Linked DNA regions of Homo sapiens: regions 2 and 3 are each linked to region 1. The links are chromatin contacts, found by Hi-C or POLR2A ChIA-PET in ENCODE. All regions are on one chromosome and are shown on one strand. The core of a region is the stretch at or near the end of the contact, and the rest is flanking DNA. Distances in the headings are between cores, read along the strand shown. Region 1 holds the start of NOCT (nocturnin). Region 2 holds the start of PRMT9 (protein arginine methyltransferase 9). Region 3 holds the start of ANAPC10 (anaphase promoting complex subunit 10).

Region 1 (4,642 bases), core at 1,461-3,960:
CTTCAATTTCCTTATCTGTAAAACTAGGGGGTTTCAGGGGATTTCTTAAAAGAAGTTCATTAAACACTTTCTTGGGTCAAAAGCCCAACATTCCAATCTGACCTGATATTATTACTCAGATAACAGTAATTACTCAGATAACACAGCCATCTATGTTTTACACAAGCTAACAGTATTCCCATGAGGAGGTACCTACTAACCCTGCCTCTGAGACTTTGAGGGAATTTAAGATATAAGCTGGTACAGAAGACATCACCTGGTTTTCTTTTACTTTTCCTACCTCAAACCTCTAACAATGTTGTTCTTAAAATTTCCAGCAAGAAAAAAGTTATCAGGCAATATACTCATTCTGGCAGTTATTTCACAATGTACCACATTCCTACGAAATTGGGGGTGGGGGTGGGGAATCTAACTGTCAAGTTCACTCTAAGGAACAATATAGTTCAGAATCTCCAGCAACCAATTCAACATCCTAATTTTAAAATGACTAAGTTGGGCATGGTGGCTTCCACCTGCAAATCTCAACTGCTCCAGAGTCTGAGGATAACTCGAGGCCAGGAGTTTGATACTAGATTGGGAAATACCTAAATATCTGCCAACAATGCGAATAGTTTAAAGTCTTGGCTTCAATCACATTCCAGATGACCATTTTTAAAATATATACATTTTTTAAAATTTTTATTAATTTTGTTTTGAGACGGAGTTTTACTCTTGTCACCCAGGCTGGAGTGCAATGGTGCGATCTCGGCTCACTGCAACACTCCGCCTCCCAGGTTCAAGTGATTCTCCTGCCTCAGCCTCCAGAGTAGCTGGGATTACAGGCGAGTGCCACCACGCCCAAGCCCATTGGCCAGGATGGTCACGAACTCCTGACCTCGGGTGATCTACCCGCCTCCGCCTCCCACAGTGCTGGATTACAGGCGTGAGCCACCGCGCCCGGCCTATTTTTTTAAATTTTATAGGCCGGGGGGGCGGTGGCTCACGCCTGTAATCCCAGCACTTTGGGAGGCCAAAGCGGGAGGTTCACCTGAGCTAGGGAGTTCGAGGCCAGCCTGACCAACATGGAGAAACCCCATCTCTACTAAAAATACAAAAATCAGCCTGGCGCGGTGGCGCATGCCTGTAATCCCAGCTTCTCGGGAGGTTGAGGCAGGAGAATCGCTTGAACCCGGGAGGCAGAGGTTGCGGTGAGCCGAGATCGCGCCATTGCACTCCAGCCTGGGAAATAAGAGCAAAACTCCGTCTCAAAAAAAAAAAAAAAAAAAGTTATGTATTGCCTAGTTTTGAAAGAAAAAATTTATCAATTTTTAAAGTATAATTAATTTGTATGTAATTTGTGGCCATGGTAATGTGTGCCCAGGCAGAAACAGAGGTAGCAAAAAAGGAAAACTCAGGGTAGTTATTATGATGTATGAAAACAGCTCTTGGTGAAACTAAGGCCTCACTTTTACAAGATCTTAGATACACAGGACAAAAAATGATGTTAACTATAAAGAGTGGAAGCCTCCAAAAAAAAAAAATCCAAAGAAACGTAAAATGGCCGAGCGCGGTGGCTCACGCCTGTGATCCCAGCACTCTGGGAGGCTGAGGCGGGTGGATCACGAGGTCAGGAGTTCAAGACCAGCCTGGCCAAAATGGTGAAACCCCCGTCTCTACTAAATATACAAAAGTTAGCTAGGCGTGGTGACTGGCGCCTGTAATCCCAGCTACTCGGGAGGCTGAGGCAGGAGAATCGCTTGAACCCGGGAGCGGGAGGTTGCGGTAAGCCGATATCGTGCCACTGGACTCCAGCCTGGGTGACACAGTGAGACTCCATCTCAAAAAAAAAAAAAAAAAAAAAAAAAAAAAACAACGTAAAACGAATCAATGTGTTATTATCACGACTTAAAAAAAAAACTTAATATCTAGACCATGAAAGCTATATAAGCAAATAAGCATCATTTAGATTTTTTTTTCCATAAAAATTTCCGTTAAGTCGTGCAATAAAAAATGTAACCAACATAGTAACTCGCGGCCTCGGAAGGGGGAAATTTAACGGTCAAGAACAAGAAATTCTGAAAGCATGGCCTCTAAGGGTCAAGCGGGAACCTGAATACAGTCTCCCAGTTCTTACTAGCTTTGATGCAAGCCCCAGGCAAGTCGGGGAACAGGGAAAGAGGAAAAAGGGAACGCAGAAGGTTGCTCCGGTAAAGGACCCACTTTCAGGCCAGACTCCACGACCGGCAGCCCCGGGCTTCTCATTCATTCCGCGCGGTCTCCAGGTGGCGGCCGCGCGTTGGCGGCCGTGGCGTTCTCCGCCCGGAACTGGGGTGCACTCACCTGTTCGGGAACACGACCTCGCGGCGCCCGAGGCCGCCGAGGCCGCCGCCAGCAGCCGGGGGGATGCGGGCCTGGGAACAGCAGCCGGCGGGGACAACGGGCGGCGCAGCCCTGGGGCGGGCAGGCGGCGCAGGCCGGGCGCGTCCCTCTGCAGCAGGGCCGAGCAGAGCCGCCGCGGACTATGAAACATGCCGGGCGCCGCCGCCACCACGGCCCCTCGCGCGCCCGAGGAGCGGAGCCCGGCTGGGGCCGAGGGCACCGAGTCGAGCCGACTGTCCGGGCAGTGTGGGCGGATGCTCCCAGGCTCCTTCTCGCGCGGCGCAGGTTCTGGGGAAATCCCGGGCAGCAGAGCCGGAGAGGGAGGTGCAACACCGCTGCGTCGGCACCGTCTGCTGTGAGACCTGGCGAGACCTGCAGGGCGCCCGGCGAGCGCTGCGCGCTGACAAAGCGGGCGCTACCAAGCGGGAGCTGGAGGGGAATCCGCGGGACCCGGCCACTGCGCGGCCACGCCAGGCTCCCTCGACCCGGCGTAATCCTGTTTTAAAAGGAAGCGGGGCTTAGGCTGATTTATAGATAGAATCCGCAGGCGGTCTAAAATAAGAGGTATCCGTTGGAGCTGTTCTGAAGAAAAAAGCGTCCCCTTCCGCTGGCCAGCATGGAAGCGCCCACAGGCTGGGAATCCCGAGACAGTTCCAGGGCTGTGGCCCAGGGGACACGTGTCTGTCAGAGTGGCAGACGGCCTACGTGTGTGCCTGCGCGGGTCTGTGTGGATACAGCAAAAGGCGTCCGCCTCCGACCCCCTCGGCAGTGTGTGATGCGTTAAACGATATTAAGCACAATAAAGCACCGCCTGTGGGCGAGGCGACGATGATTAAAACAGCGTTCTTTTCCTCAAAAGTGTTATACTTAGGCAAAGGGAGCAGAAGGTGGCAAGGGAAGTCAGACCAGAAAGCTCTACAAGGTAGAATGAGATTATTGCCACAAGATGCCAAAGATTGGCTATAGAGATGACAACAGGCCCGGGCTCTCTAGAAGGTTCATTAGAAGGATTGGCATTTGAGTTGGCCTATGACGTGGAGGTCTAGAATTTACCCACGTGAAACTTTGGAGGGGGTGGTGGTGAGTTATAAATGAAAAAAGTAAATAAGGGTGTATTTGGGGAAACAACTCTTAGTCATGTAAGATGGAAGCTAAGGAGTAAGAGGACAGATGCGTGGATAGGTTGTAGTGTGGAAGGAAGGGGATTATAGTAGGCTTAATTCGGTGGATAGCTGCGAGCCGTTGACGTTTTGTAAGCTGAGCAAAGACATGGTCAGGGCTGTGCTTTAATTGGAAATCACATGTCTCTGGTTCATGAAAAGGCAGAAAGGAAATCAGCTGAGATAACAGATACTGTAGACCCGCACCAGGTTACTGTTACTGGAAAAGAAAGGATGGAAGAAACATCTCAGACAGGCTGGGCAGGAAATGATGACTAATCAGGAATAGAAATGGGATGAGGGGGAGGGAAAACCCAAGACTGGATTTTTCTCTGAATGATTCATGAGTTAGAAATGTATTCTATTGGTTTTCCCATGATTTTGCTGATTCCCCTGTGTTGTGGAATTGCAAGCTTTTCATCACAAGAATATTCTAAATATTTTTCAGACCTAGGTTACATATCTAACACCTGTGGATAGAGGGTGTGGACAGATCAGCTGGCACAAGTTGATTACAACTTCTGGCAGACAAGCTCCTTGGAAGTCATTAAAGCCTCAGTTTCAGTTTCCTTATCTATAAAACATAGAATCATACCTTAGTCATTAGGTGAAATAAAAAATGATAATAAGCTACTCTGGGCACACTGTCTATCGAGTAGTCCTGCTCCACAAGGAGCAGTACTTGTAAAAAGAATTTTTTTAAAAAGGTGATAATAAAATTAGCCTATGAAAAGTGTTTTGCAAATATAGCAAAATGTTGATTTTGAATCTAGGTAGTGGGTATATATGGGTATAGGGACCATGGGAAAAATGTTCCCTTTGCCCTCTGAAGTTTGCTGAAAAATCAACTCACAAAAGGCAGATTAATGGGAGAAAAGGCATATGCATTTATTAACATGTACATGGGGAGAATCACAGAGTGATTACACACCCCCAACGGGGTTCAGAAGCTTGTCTACCATCCTGGCCAACAGACTTGGGGAGAGGGGAGCAGAGGCATTCTGTTGAGGAGATGACTAGGGAAAGTGAATGGATCAGGGCACAGGGATGAACTTGCACATTATCTTGTGAAAGGGTCTGTTCAGGTGGTTACATTTTTGGTCTTACAAGGAGGGGAAGAAAAA
Region 2 (4,642 bases), core at 929-3,428, 8.7 Mb before region 1:
GATGGGGATGGCACTGAATCTGTAAATTACCTTGGGCGGTGTGGCCATTTTCACGATATTGATTCTTCCTATCCATGAGCATGGAATGTTCTTCCATTTGTTTGTGTCCTCTCTTATTTCATTGAGCAGTGGTTTGTAATTCTCCTTGAAGAGGTCCTTCACGTCCCTTGTAAGTTGGATTCCTAGGTATTTTATTCTTTTTGAAGCAATTGTGAATGGGAATTCACTCATGATTTGGCTCTCTGTCTGTTATTGGTGTATAGAAATGCCTGTGATTTTTGCACATTGATTTTGTATCCTGACACTTTGCTGAAGTTGCTTATCAGCTTAAGGAGATTTTGGGCTGAGATGATGGGGTTTTCTAAATATACAATCATGTCATCTGCAAACAGGGACAATTTGACTTCCTCTTTTCCTAATTGAATACCCTTTATTTCTTTCTCCTGCCTGTTTGCCCTGGCCAGAACTTCCAACACTATGTTGAATAGGAGTGGTGAGAGAGGGCATCCCTGTCTTGTGCCAGTTTTCAAAGGGAATGCTTCCAGTTTTTGCCCATTCAGTATGATATTGGCTGTGGGTCTGTCATAAATAGCTCTTATTATTTTGAGATACATCCCATCAATACCTAATTTATTGAGAGTTTTTAGCATGAAAGGCTGTTGCCAATTCCAGTTTCTTAAGGTGACCAGATGTTCCATGTTATTTGTGTCATTCCATTTTTTCAAATGACCTATTCTATGTACAGAAAATCTTGAAGTTATAGATAAACCACGAAAAAATGCAAATAATTGGCCTGGTGCAGTGGCTCATGCCTGTAATCCCAGCACTTTGGGGGGCTGAGGCGGGCGGATCACCTGAGGTCAGGAGCTTGAGACCAGCCTGACCAACATGGAGAAACCCTGTCTCTACTAAAAAGACAAAATTACCCGGGCGTGGTGGTGCATGCCTGTAATCCCAGCTACTCGGAAGGCTGAGGCAGGAGAATCGCTTGAACTTGGGAGGTAGAGGTTGCAGTGAGCCGAGATCGCACCACTGCACTCCAGCCTGGCGACAGAGTGAGGCTCTGTCTCAAAAAAAAAAAAAAAAAAAAAAAAAAAAAAAAGAAAAAAAAGAAAAGAAAGAAAAGAAAGAAGAAAAAATCAAAGTCCTTACTTTGCATCATAATCCGCTAGGTGCAAAGGTCACAAAAGTGATTAAGAATAGCTCACAATGTAGTGAGCTGGAACCTGAAAAACGGATTAGGATTTACACAGGCGAGTGCTCAGAAAAAAGGGTAGTTCAGATAATTGGATCAGAAGAGAAGGCAAAAATGCATGACGTGTTTTTGAGAATTAGAGGAGCCCTCAAAATGTATTAGTGTGATATGCAAAATGCTCGATTTAAGATATTATCCATTAATGAATTTGAAAATGGGGACAAAAATAACTTTTCAGCCGTAATAACTATGCTCCCCTCCCTTTGAGTTTCGAATCTGTATCTTAGAGGCCACACTTGAATGTGGAAAAACTTTGTATTAATGTAAACACTATACAGTGATAAGACACGAACAGTGAAATAACCCCTAAGCTCATCTTATAACTGAACAGATAGGTGGTCAGAGAACTTGGATTTGAACCATGCCTATGCCACTAGCTGGTTGTGTGACCTCCAGCAAGTCACTTCTCAAGATACCACGTTTGCCATCATTAAGACGAGTGTGATCCAAAGGTCCACCTAGCCAGGTTTTGTGAGAATGATTTGAAATGCCTGTGAAAGCATTTCCTCTACCACGTCTGAGATGCTTTTGTTATCTCCAGGTTCTTTCAGGTCTTGAAATTTTGTGCATCACGATCCAAAATGTCTTAAGCATCATCACAAATGCTTGACCGTCCCTCATGAGCGGGTGGCGCTTCGCGCTGCCTGGGTCTGTACAACAGGGTCTTGCAGTCGAAAGCCACACACTCCCGGAGTGCAAGAGGGAGAGAAAGCTCTGCTTTCAGCCGGGAAAAAAAAAGGGCGCAAGACCGGACAGGTCCTGCCACAGACGTTCTCCTATGCTCACGCACAGTGGTCGCTCCTGCGGGAATGGGCAGCAGTGACGTGCCCACGTCGGGCGCGCTGACGTTCGCGTAGCGTGCGCCGCTGGCCAGGTGCGCAATAGTGGGGTATGCGTCACGGTCTGCGCCGCCCGCGGGGCCAGGACGGGGCGGAGCTTCCGCCTGGGCTGGGGTTGGCGAGTTCACCCGCGGCGGAGGGTAACTTTGCTGTGCTGTTTTTTGAGCAGTTGTCTGGTCCCTGGAAGTGTAGCATCGAGAGAGTTTTCTAATTACGTTTACAAAATATCTTCCCTTTGGCCATACAAGTGGTGACTGCCATGTCGAACTCGCGGCCCAGGTCCCGCCGAGACGCCGGGGGTGGCGCTGGGGCAGCCGGCCGGGACGAGCTGGTGTCGCGGTCCTTGCAGAGCGCAGAGCACTGTCTGGGCGTCCAGGACTTCGGCACTGCCTATGCCCACTACCTCCTCGTGCTCAGCCTGGCGCCGGAGCTGAAACACGACGTGAAGGTGAGGGTCCTTTTTTCTCACTTGCTGGCAGATCCAACGTCCTCGTAAAAAAAAAAAAAAAAACAGAAAAAAAAAAAAGCGGAGGGGCTAGGGTGCCTGGGTGGGTGGTTGCTGTTAATATTTAGGGCCCTTTTTTCTCACTTGCTGGCCGATCCAACGTCCTCGTAAAAAAAAAGAAAAGAAAAAAGGCGGAGGGGCTAGGGTGCTTGGTTGGGTGTTTGCTATTAATGTTTACTGTTCAACCTTGACATCTTTCGTTTATTCACACCTACGACCAGCCCAGAGGAAAATCCTGCCGTCTTCACCTTCGAAATATGTCCAGAATCTTACCAGTTCTCACCATCTTCCCCTTTACTACCCTGGTTCGAGCTTCAGTCATCTGCCGGCTGTTGCAGTCGGCTCTCAACTGAGCTCTCTCCTGCAGTCTGTGTCAACATAGCTAGCTTTTTGCAACAAAAGTCAAATGTTGTCATTTCTCAGTTTCAAAACTTTCATCTCGTTTAAAATTTTAAAGGCCCTCGAATTGGAAATGAGGTCTCACGTGATCCTCTTCTCCTTATATCTAATTTAAGCATGCCCTGGCTTGAGGGCTTTTGGATTTGTTATATTGTGTGTAGTAGGAATATAGTGGGCCTCTAGTTGAATAAAGTGTGTAATTAGCCTAAAGTGATTATCATTTAATGATGCGTTCTTTAAACTTCAATTATTGGATTATTTGCAACAATTACTCTGTTGAAATGCTGTTCTTTTTTGAAGTACTTTTAGAATCTAAATTACGAAAAATGATTTAACTTAAAATTGCAATTACTTTGCTTCATTTAGACTGAGGGTTTGTCAACCTCAGCACTATTGACATTTTGAATGGGATAATTCTTTGTTATGGGGGAGGGGAGGTGTCCTGTGCATTGCAGTATGTTTGGCAGCATCCTTGATCTCTACCCACTAAATGTCAGTAGCGTCTAGATGTTTGTAGTTCATGTAAACTTAGTGTAAATTTCAGGACCAGCTGTCCTACTTGAGGAGGAGATGATATGTTGAGATACAGTTTGCTTCTCTTGGTAGGCAGCAATAGAAAAATGGATCAACTCAAGTGATCTTTCCTCAGTTACTTGTTTCTTAGTTTCCTCTTCTGTGAAACAGGGACGCAGCCTCTCTTAAAAATGTTTACTGGGTATTAAAAGTATATTTAGACTGGGTGTGCTGGCTCAGGCCTGTAATCCCAGCACTTTGGGAGGCGGAGGCGGGTGGATCACAAGGTCAGGAGTTTGAGACCAGCCTGGCCAATATGGTGAAAACCTGTCTCTACTAAAAATTAAAAAATTAGGCCGGGCGCGGTGGCTCACGCCTGTAATCCCAGCACTTTGGGAGGCAGAGACGGGTGGATCACCTGAGGTCAGTAGTTCGAGACCAGCCTCAACATGGAGAAACCCCGTCTCTACTAAAAGTACAAAATTAGCTGGGCGTGGTGGTGCATGCCTGTAATCACAGCTACTCGAGAGGCTGAGGCAGGAGAATTGCTTGAACCTGGGAGGCAGAGGTTGTGGTGAGCCGAGATCACGCCATTGCGCTCCAGCCTGGGCAACAAGAGCGAAACTCTGTCTCAGAAAAAAAAATAAAAATAAAAAATTAGCTGGGCGTGGTGGCATGTGCCTGTAGTCCCAGCTACTCAGGAGGCTGACGCAGAAGAATTGCTTGAACTCGGGAGGCGGAGGTTGCAGTAAGTCCAGATTGTGCCATTGCACTCCAGCCTGGGCGACAGTGTATGACTCCATCTCAAAAAGAAAAAATAAAAAAGTATATTTAAAATTTGTAGTGCAATGCCTGACATTCAGTAGGGTAAGCAACTAGTCTGTTTCCTGCCGAACAAAGTCTGTGTTTGTTTGTATGGGCCCCCTGTAAAATGCTCATTGCCTGCTACTCTATTCCCCATACCCAAACTCCGGCCACACCAAGCCACTTATCTGTAGACCCTCTGATCCATTTCATATAATCTGTGCGGGGTTTTTTTTTTTTTTATAGAGTCTCACTGTATCACGCAGGCTGGAATGCAGTGGTGCGATCTCGGTTCACTGCAACCTCCACCTCCTGGGTTCAAGCAAT
Region 3 (4,642 bases), core at 706-3,205, 6.1 Mb before region 1:
AAAATAGTGATAAATTGTAATGCATTTAAGAAAAATGAACATGGATTCTTTGTAGAACTGTTAATTAACTGTGTGAACACTTTTAATTCAATTTCTGTATCAGTTTCAATAATTGGGGCAAGGGGATTCCCTACTTGTTTTTCAATAGAAAACCTAGGCACAGTAAAGCTTGGAGAGGAAGATTATAGTTAACAGGCTCCTGCAAACAAAGAAGGATTTGCGGATATTTCAGATTCGAAGACAAAAGTGTTCAAAATTGACACTAGAACAATGACCCTCAGTGTCATTCTTACAGCTGAGAGGAAAAAAGGAAGTGAGGAATACTTAGAAGCATTTACAGTCTAAAGCCAAAATAATTGTAACGCTGTGTAAAAGCATTTCAAAGACTGCTGTTAACTAATGATGTTTAGTATCACATGAAATAGTCTAACCCATGCTTATTGTAGTTTATTAGTCTTACAAAACACGTAGAAGTTAGGAGTGGTACACGGCTCTGATTTCAAAGAGTTTTAAGTTTAAGACATTTAGAAGAACTCTAACTTAATATTGTTTTCTCCCCCTCTCTCCCAATTGTTAGATGCTCTTCCAACAAACAAACAAACAAAAAAACTCCCTTTTTTAAAATAGGGGAGAACTAAGTTCTCAAAAAGCTCACAAACCCCAAACAGCTTTTGGTTCAAATACAGGTTCTGAGCCTTTGGTTACACTAACAAAGTATTAGTGTCAGGTGGCTGGTATACAATGAATATTCTCAGAATATGGGACAAACTACTGCAACATAAATGCCACTATCATAAATGACTAGTTAGCAGTCCTGTTGGGAAAGAGTAAAAAAATAAAACATGTTATTTGGACAGTTCTTCCTCTTATAGATTTTTACCATCAAAAAAGAGAAAATAAGCTTATGTAGTTAATGGGAGGTGGGAATTCGGCTTTGGCTGTCATTCATTCACAATACGTATTAAATGCCTACAATGTACGAAGCCCTGAAGAGATAATAAAGGTATTCTGAGTAAAGACATCAACCTTGATCTCAATGAGTATTAGATACAATAAAAGGAAAAACGGGTAAGGGGAGAAAGTGCCTAGTGCTACAAAAGCGTACCAAAAAAACTATAGGATTTCTACTGGGAAACTACTTGGGACAACCCCAGTCATAGCTGCGTACACGCTGTTCTGAGAAAAGCAGAGTGACATGTGGGCATCATTTCTATAAAGCCTGGGAGTGGACAGCGAGTATTCGACTTCATGGCGGCAAGATGCCATGACTCATTCCACTCAACAAAACGTGGAAGCCACGACTTCCCACAACCAAATATGCACATGTGACAATATATCCATTTTGGGTGCTGGAGGAGTGTGGGGGTACTAGAGAGTGCTGTAAGTTCTAAAGGTGCCTTCCTCTCCAGCAGGTTTAGCTTCAGGGCGGGAGTGGGGTAAAGGGGGAGTGGAGACTACGGCATCTAGGTCCATTCTCGAAGTCCCTCGCGGGTGTGGCAGGCAACAGCGGCGACAGCCGGGTCGGCTGGAGGGGAAGACCGAGGCGCCCCCAAGCTCTCGGCGTCGCCCGCGCTCCATCAGTTCCAGCTGTCCCGCAGGAACCGCTGCCACGCGCTGCTGCTGTCTCCGCCACCTAAGGCCTAACCAAAGGCTCTCGGAGAACGTCCCTACATTCTTTCCAACCTGGCAGATGGCAGCTAACGGCCAAACCTCTCCGGGCTATTCACGTACCTGGAGAAAACGATCCCCTTGCGGAGGGGAGCACAGAGGCCAAATCAGCTCTTGCCTTCACTTTTCAGCCACACAGCGTGTTCTCACGGCCACCGGCCAAAATGGCGGTGCCCAGCCGCCGCACGCGCAAGCCATAGGACGTAGTGCGCGCGCGCGACATAGAGCGTGAGGCGGAACCCTGGAGGTAGGTAGGGAGATATGACGTCATTGAGCTGCGACCCTTGTTCAACGCCGTTGGCGAAGCCAGCTGCTGGAGGTGCCGAGAATCTGAGTTTCGGCAAGCAGCCAGGTCTGGAAACTGTGAGTGTGTGGGCTTTTCTCCGACGTCGAGCGTGGTCCTAGCGTAAACAGATGCATTCGCCTCTCCGGTTTCAATCTTTTTTTACGTTTGCGCTTTCCTCAAGGCCGGTGGGTCAGGAGTGGAGCCTTAGTCATTCTAACGCTGGAGGTGTCAGTAGGACCAACAGAGTCTGGTGCCGACACGGCTTACTGTTGCGCGCTCTTCTAGGCCTCAACTTCCTCTCAACTGTGTGGTCAGTTCAGGGCCGGGAATCCAATCTTTTCCGAGCTCCATATTTTATCCACTTGGTGGCGTCCAGTCCCAAGTCCGGCAGTTGAATTCTGCCCTAAAGATGGGCTTTATTTCTATCTTTTTTTAGGTAACAGGACATTCAGTTAGTAATGATGGTTGCAGGTTGAATAGTCTCGCCCTAGATCTCACCTAACTTGCAGGCAAGTGACAACTAGTTCATAACTGAACCTATTCATCTGTTTATTCATTCAGTAAATTACTTATTGAGCGTTTAAGCCTCAGGCCTTGCCAAAGTTTACAGTCCGTTGTGTCTGCCGTTATTTAGTAAGTATCAAGTGCTTGTGTGCCGATTAAAGAACAACTTCGGATACAATGGGAGGTGTCAAGGAAACGGTATGCAGAACTATTGCACCTATTTTGAATAGCATATATAACAATGTTCAGTAGCAGTAACTGCGCTACCAAAGCAGTTTTACATATTGTTCACGATCCAGTATTGAAGTGTTTTTTCACATATGAATAGACTTAGTAAAATTAACAAAAGATGTGAAAGATGAGGTCAACCTTTTTAGAATGGGCCAGTTATTCACTTCAAAATCTTGAAGCCATTTTCCTGACCTTATCTTCTATGGTAAGAGCATATGTAAGTGAACTTTTAACATTTTTTTCTTATTTTTGTGCTTTTTGGGACAGTGTCTTGCTCTGTTACGCAGGCTGGAGTGCAGTAGCACGATCTCGGCTCACTGCAACCTCCGCCTCCCAGTTCAGGTGATCCTCCTGTCTCAGCCCCCCTGGGACTACAGGTGTGTGCCGCCACACCAGGCTGATTTTTTGGAATTTTTTTAGAGACAGGGTTTCACCATATTCCAGGCTGGTCTCGAACTCCTGGGCTCAAGCAATCCACCTGCCTTGGCCTCCCAAACTGCTGGGATTACAGGTGTGAGCCACCGGGCTGGGTCTTAAATAAAACTTTTGACAGCTAGAGGGCAGGTATGACTGTTCTCTGCATCACTCAATGAATATTTAAAATGAGGATCTTAGTGGGGTGATGGGATCACACCTGTAATCCCAGCTACTTGGGAGGCTGAGGTGGGAGGATCGCTTGAAGCAAGGTGTTCAAGACCAGCCTGGGTAACATAGCTAGATCCTGTCTCTAAAAAAAAAGGAATTAAGTAAATAAAATGAGGATCAATATTTATATATTCCTAGAATAAAAGTATTTCAGTCTGACTTTTCTAGGGCTAAAAGTCATTTGAATTTTCAGGCACAGAATTATAGAACTGCATAGCATTGTAGAAGTAAAAATCATCAAGTGAACCTCTTTAACAGGAGAGGAAATAAAGCCCAGACCTACTCAAAGTCTAGGCTGATTAAAGGAGATACTGAAGCCAAAACTTTGATTCTGTGCTCTTTTGACTACTATAGCTCACTGCTTTGCATATCTGGTCATATGAAACAAAACCTGAATTCCTAAGATTTTTATTTATTTAAAAATAGAGATGGGGTCTTGCCATGTTGTCCAGGCTGGTCTTGAACTCCTGGGCTCACATGATCCTCCTGTCTCAGCCTCCCAAAGTGTTGGGATTACAGGTGTGAGCCACCATGCCCAGCCCCTAAGATTTAAATTACAGTGATTTAATTATATTAACTGCATTCTTCAGAATAAATGATTAATGTCAGGGTATATGAGTTCCATTAAATTTTTCTTGGTAAAAAACTTTTGTAGAAAGATGCCCAGTTCCTGATACAATGTGTGCATTCTTGTTTTCTACATAGAATATTTTAAAAATGACTACACCAAACAAGACACCTCCTGGTGCTGACCCCAAGCAGTTGGAAAGGACTGGAACAGTACGGGAAATTGGGTCACAAGCTGTTTGGTCACTCTCATCTTGCAAACCAGGTAAAAACTAACAAACAAAAAAGCTGTTGGAAATAGTCACTTGCAGTTTCCTTGTACAGGCATCTCCCCTTATCCCAGGGGATACATTCCAGGACTCCCAGTGGATGCCTAAAACCATGGATAGTACTGAACCCTTTCTATATTAATACTATGTTTTTTCCTATACATAAATACCTGTGATAAAGTGTAATTTATAAATTAGGCACAGTAAGAGATTAACAATAATTAATAATAAAATAGAACAATTATAACAATAGAAGTAATAAAGTAATAAAAGTTTTGTGAAAGTGGTCTCTCTCGCTCTCAAAATATTATATTGTACCCTTCCTCCTGCGATGATGTGAGAGATAAAATGTCTATGTGATGAGAGCGAGTGAGGTGAAGAATGTAGGTGTTGTGATGTAGTGTTAGGCTACTATTAACCTTCTGACAATACTTCAGAAGGAGGAGCATCTGCTTCTGGTGATTCTGGATCA

What was found. Hi-C counts contacts between places; a loop is a spot of excess contacts on that map. ChIA-PET counts read pairs that join two places held with the same protein, here RNA polymerase II (POLR2A). Pooled maps may share reads with other maps.
Region 2: a map with no recorded cell type shows a loop between it and region 1 (7-fold over the local background). The contact joins the promoter of PRMT9 here to the promoter of NOCT in region 1. A Hi-C loop is called at or near these places in 1 of 37 single-sample maps with no recorded cell type and 3 of 50 pooled maps. POLR2A ChIA-PET finds 5 or more read pairs at or near these places in 1 of 52 experiments (GM12878).
Region 3: a pooled map shows a loop between it and region 1 (14-fold over the local background). The contact joins the promoter of ANAPC10 here to the promoter of NOCT in region 1. A Hi-C loop is called at or near these places in 6 of 50 pooled maps.

What each region holds. Positions count from the first base shown.
Region 1 is chr4:139,013,849-139,018,490 of GRCh38, reverse strand. NOCT (nocturnin) reads right to left here and starts at 2,710. Exons shown (of 3, transcript NM_012118.4): 1 at 2,320-2,710. The coding sequence starts at 2,509. RefSeq lists a silencer at 2,271-2,570 and enhancers at 2,711-3,060, 3,093-4,014, 3,151-4,350.
Region 2 is chr4:147,681,699-147,686,340 of GRCh38, reverse strand. PRMT9 (protein arginine methyltransferase 9) reads left to right here and starts at 2,178. Exons shown (of 12, transcript NM_138364.4): 1 at 2,178-2,542. The coding sequence starts at 2,354.
Region 3 is chr4:145,095,509-145,100,150 of GRCh38, reverse strand. It overlaps ANAPC10 (anaphase promoting complex subunit 10), which reads left to right and starts at 1,955. Exons shown (of 5, transcript NM_001256706.2): 1 at 1,955-2,031; 2 at 4,040-4,166. The coding sequence starts at 4,052. ABCE1 (ATP binding cassette subfamily E member 1) reads right to left here and starts at 1,840. Exons shown (of 18, transcript NM_002940.3): 1 at 1,732-1,840. RefSeq lists enhancers at 1,529-1,608, 957-1,828, 1,859-2,118, 2,199-2,248, 1,382-2,581 and 1 more.